2 separate regions of the Homo sapiens genome follow, and region 2 is linked to region 1. Evidence: chromatin loops called from intact Hi-C (ENCODE). Cell type or tissue: B cell. All regions are shown on one strand.

Region 1 (2,500 bases):
CAGGGGCGTTGGGATCCATGCATTCGAATCCTGGCTCCACCTCTTCACAGCTGTTACTTAACCTGTCCCTGCCTCAGCTTCCTCATCAATAAAATGGGGATCGCCAGGCTGTTTTTAGAGATAAATTAGTCAACGTATGTAAAGTTCTTGAACTGCACCTACCACAGTAAGTGCTAAATGCTATTATCATTATTATTAAAACTACTATAAATAAAATTTTTGTGTGCATGTGCAGCATTTCGGGGGAACTTATATCTAGAGATGGAATTGCTGGGTTGAAATTATGCACACTTAAAATTTTGAAAGTTTTTTTTTTTTAACAAGATGCCTTCCAATAAGATTTTAACTATTTCTATTTCCATCAACAGTGGTTGAGAGTGTCTGTTGTCTTCTGCCGTTGATACCCCAGTTATTATACATTTTAAGTGTCTGCTCCATTATTAGATATTTATACACTGTTCAAATTGTAGGCTAATTAGCTGATGTTATTCTTAGTGTCTTTTCCTATCAAAATTGAAACCTAAGACTTCTGATAGTTAAGACAAGTTTGGGCCATTGGCTTTTCACCAGGGTAGCTTTAGTCGGAAGTTTTAGGTTGTGTCTTGTCCATACCCAGTACTGCCTCTCCTTAGTGGAGTTCATGTGCCCTTAAACATGTATGGTGATTCTTTCTTTTTTGTGTGGTTTATGTAAAATGAAATTAAAATCATTGTTTACCTCCCAAAGAGCTGAAAACAAAAGCAGAACACAAAACAAGTATCAAGGGGTTAGTACACATTATGAAATGTTGAAGATTTAGCAGAACATCACGTCTGAGGTGAAAGAAGTGTTATATGTTACGGAAATGTGTCCGAGCTTGCCCTTTAGCAAAGTGCTGTGCTGTTGTCTTCTGAGTCAGGACTTAAAGCTATGCCTGGCTGAATGCTTCAGGCTCCACCCAGCCCTTTGGGATTGCGGGGGGGCCCTTCAATAGCCCGAAAGCTCTCTAGTGCTCTCCTCTGGTCAAAATAAGGAGGTACAGGCTTCAAAGAACTGTTGTGTTTCTTACTGCCATTGAGTATTTGTTTCCAAAGTGTTTGTTTGTTTGTTTGTTTAGTTTTTTTGTGGTTTACAAAGTTAATGTCAAAGAGTTGAGGAGGAAAAAAATTAGTGTTCTAAGAGAGAAAAATTATTTGTGAATAAATGGCCGAATGAAGTGTTCATTAATACTTATTTTTTCAATTGAGGAAAACAAAAGGAAAAAGAAATACAATTACATTTCACAGCATCCTGGTGTGCACCTCCAAAATAATACAAACCAAATCTCCACCATACAAAACTTCCAAAATACCTAAATCCCCAGTGTACTTATTTAGTGTTTTCTGACTGATGTGAGCCTTATTTATTCTTACATAGGGAAATATGAAAATAATGTGTTAGTATTAAAGACTTCCTAAAACTGTGTTACTACTAATTTATCTATGTTCTTTATAACTGAACTGTACCCTGGGAATGACTTGGTGATGGAAAAAACTTTCCTTATTTTGCAGCTGTCAAAGTCCAAGATTTTCCTTTTGACCTCCTTCAGATCTTTACTCAAACATCATCTTACGGGTGAGACCTTCCCTCTCTGCTCTGTACAAAAATTATATCCCGGGCCTACTCTCCAAAATGTCCTCATCCCTGCTCTGCCCTATCCATCTCCATATTTTTATCATTCTCCATAGCACCTAACTGTCACATAATGTGCCATAAATTTTATTTCTAAAAATTGAGATATAATTCACATACCATACGGTTCACCCATTTAAGCATACAATTCAATGGTTTCAGTTCTCAGAGTTGGGCAGTCATCATCACAATCAATTATAGTACATTCTCATCACCCCAGAAAGAAATCCTGGGCCCATTAGCAGTCAGCTCCCATTCCTTTTCAAACTCTGCCCCTCTTCCCTGGCAACCCCCAACCCCCAGCCCTAGGCAACCACTAATGTACTTTCTGTCTCTATTGATTTGCCTATTCTGGACATTTTATATAAATGGGATCATATGTTATATGGGTTTCTGTGACCTCATTTTCTGTCATTTAGCATGTTTTCAAGGTTCATCCATGTTGTAGTATGTATCAGCAGTACTTTATTCCTTTTTAAATAGCCAAATAGTATTCTACTGTATGGCTATACCACATTTTATTTATCTGTTTATCAGTTGATTGACATTTAAGTTCTTTCCACTTTATAGCTATTATAAATAATTCTGCTATGGATGTGAATGTACAAGTTTTGGGGTAGATATGTGTTTTTATTTTCTTGACAATTTTACGTAAAAAATCATGTTTATTGTCTGTCTTCAGCACCAGCACCAAATACCATGCCAGCACAGAATAGGTGCTCAATACATATCTGTAAAATAAATGAGCTATTCTCTCTCCTCTGCAGAATCTCAAGCGTGTTGCCAACGAGATTCTTCAGTTTGTTTTAATTTTGGTCCTAACTTTTTACCTAAAGCCAGTTTAGGTGAC
Region 2 (2,500 bases), 720 kb before region 1:
ACAAATTTGAGAGTCATCTCAAATACAGATGGTATTTAAAGTCATGGGACCAGAAGAATTCACCTAGGTACAGGTATAATCAGAAGGGATTTAAATCGTGGCTAGTCACATGTTAGCTAACTTGGGCAAAGTCATTAAGCTTTCTACAACCTTTCTATGCATGGTTAATGTATATCTGAACATGCTAGGAAATCTGTATAGCACTACAGAGTGTTGTCATCCAGTGCCCAATAAATCCAACACTGCAGGAAGTGAGAAACAGCAAAACTAGGAATAAAAATCAAAATTTCCTATCAGGGTAATGAAATTCCCAGTTATCTTAGCAGACAAAAAAAACATATTGTCAGCAAATTTTCTGGAAGAAAGTGCCACTGAGGGAAATGAAGATGGGGTGCCCCTACCTCTGACCAACTGAAAAGAGAAAATATTTTTATTAATAAATGCAGCAACTGAAAATAATACACCAGACTGTAAATGGTGATTATTTCCAGGGGTTAAGTTTATCAGGAATGATTACTTTAATATCTGAACTTGCATCATGAACATATATTACTTTTATAATTTGAAAAAGAAAGTGACACAAAAGGGCAATAAAATAAAGAGGAATGACTTCTGAAAATAATGTTGATTCGGCATGACATATATAACTAATGAAAAAAATAGTAACCCATGAACTATTTTCAAGATGATCCAGTGTGAGACTTGGAATTACCAATGGATTACTAATACTGGTCTAGTTAGTGATTTGTGCTAAACTCTCTAAACTAATATGTGTTGATAACGTAAAAAGCAAAATATGAATTGAATAAATATTTTTGCAAGGTGCTGGGGATTTTAAATGTAATTATTCTAGAAACTACAATGGTCCCACGTATTTAACTATCACAGACTTGGAACTAATGAATAGGTAAACATTATTTTTTCCAGTTGGATTCATCAATATTTGTTAACTGTTGAAAAGAATTTTCAAAAGCAGCAGACAAGCTAAAGAACACAAAATTACTGTATTACCACATGTTAGGTCTGAAGGAAACAGGATTATTATCTGATCATATACTTGCCATGCTTTGACTTATCTATAGCTGCTTACCTTATTATGTTATAGATATATCCAATTTAACCTATAATACTAGGTTTTATTACACATTAGAGCTGCTGCTAGAGAAAATGTTTCATGTACTATAATCTTTTTGAAATTATAACTGTAGTTTTTAATATTACATACAGTAACATTTAATGTAATTGTATGTAACATTAAAAGCTCAACATTAAAAGGTCTTGTAGAAAACTGTAGTCTTTGCCACATTTGTAAAGGAAGAACCTCCTCTGATTATATAAACCCAAAGTCTTAAAATGGTGAGAAATACCTTTTACATTCTATGTAAATCACTGAGCATAGAGTAGAATTTCTTAGTCTCCCAGATCCCATGCGGGTGCCTCTAATTGTAATTCAAGGTATTTACCACAAGATGGCACTGCTGATCCTATTCATAACCAGGCTGCTGGCGTTTCCTTTCCATGTTTCACACTAAGCTTAAGAATCTTTGTTATTAGCAAAATTAAAGTTCTTGAGTTAAAGAACGTTTAAGCATTTTAAATAGGAAAAAAAAAGCCAATGTAGAATGTTCTGTACTGTATACATTTCTCCAATTTCCATTACTCTAAATCAAGTGGTCAAGATAAAGTTTTAAATATATAACTACATATAAAAATAAATGTAAATAGAAGATGGCCAAATAAAAACAGCTCTGGTCTGTAGCTTCCAGCAAGATCAACGCAGAAGGCGGGTGATTTTCTGCATTTCCAACTGAGATACCTAGCTCATCTCACTGGGACTGGTTAGACAGTGGGTGCAGCCCATGGAGGGTGAGCCGAAGCAGGGTGGGGGCGTCCTCTCAACCAGGAAGCACAAGTGATCAGGGAACTCCTTCCCCTAGCCAAGGGAAGCTGTGAGGGACTGTGCCATGAGGGACAGTGCACTCTGGCCCAGACACTACGCTTTTCCCATGGTCTTCGGAACCCACAGACCAGGAGATTCCCTCGGGTCCCTACACCACCAGGGCCCTGGGTTTCAAGCACAAAACTGGGCAGCCATTTGAGCAGACACCAAGCTAGCTGCAGAAGTTTTTTTCATACCCCAGTGGCGCCTGGAACACCAGTGAGACAGAACGGTTCACTCCCCTGGAAAGGGGGCTGAAGCCAGGGAGGCAAATGGTCTAGCTCAGTGGATCCCACCCCCATGAAGCCCAGAAAGCTAAGATCCACTGGCATAAAATTCTTGCTGCCAGCACAGCAGTCTGGAGTCGACCTGGGACGCTCGAGCTTGGTGGAAGGAGGGGCAGCACAGAGGCCTGTTAGAAGGAAAACTAACAAACAGAAAGGAATAGCATAAACATCAACAAAAAGGTCATCCACACAAAAACCCCATCCAAAGTCACCAGCATCAAAGACCAAAGCTGGATAAATCCATGAAGATGAGGAAAAACCAGCACAAAAAGGC

The links. Hi-C counts contacts between places; a loop is a spot of excess contacts. Peaks named below come from ENCODE experiments on the same cell type or tissue, not always from the same donor. Only the 100,000 strongest peaks of a DNase experiment are listed, where the experiment ranks them.
Region 2: a loop joins it to region 1, with 31 times the contacts of the local background. A loop is called at or near these places in 4 of 110 quality-filtered maps.

Annotation. Positions count from the first base shown.
Region 1 is chr1:182,961,166-182,963,665 of GRCh38, reverse strand. No RefSeq gene overlaps it. Among named protein-coding and RNA genes, the nearest start is that of SHCBP1L, 9.2 kb to the right of the region's middle. RefSeq lists an enhancer at 798-1,092. In B cell, CTCF peaks have their summits at 815 and 1,017; a DNase peak (open chromatin) is centred at 955; H3K4me3 peaks cover 413 bases.
Region 2 is chr1:183,684,269-183,686,768 of GRCh38, reverse strand. It overlaps a transcript of RGL1 not described here. Among named protein-coding and RNA genes, the nearest start is that of APOBEC4, 32 kb to the right of the region's middle. RefSeq lists an enhancer at 2,072-2,500. In B cell, CTCF peaks have their summits at 1,441 (motif pointing right) and 1,450 (motif pointing right); a DNase peak (open chromatin) is centred at 1,478.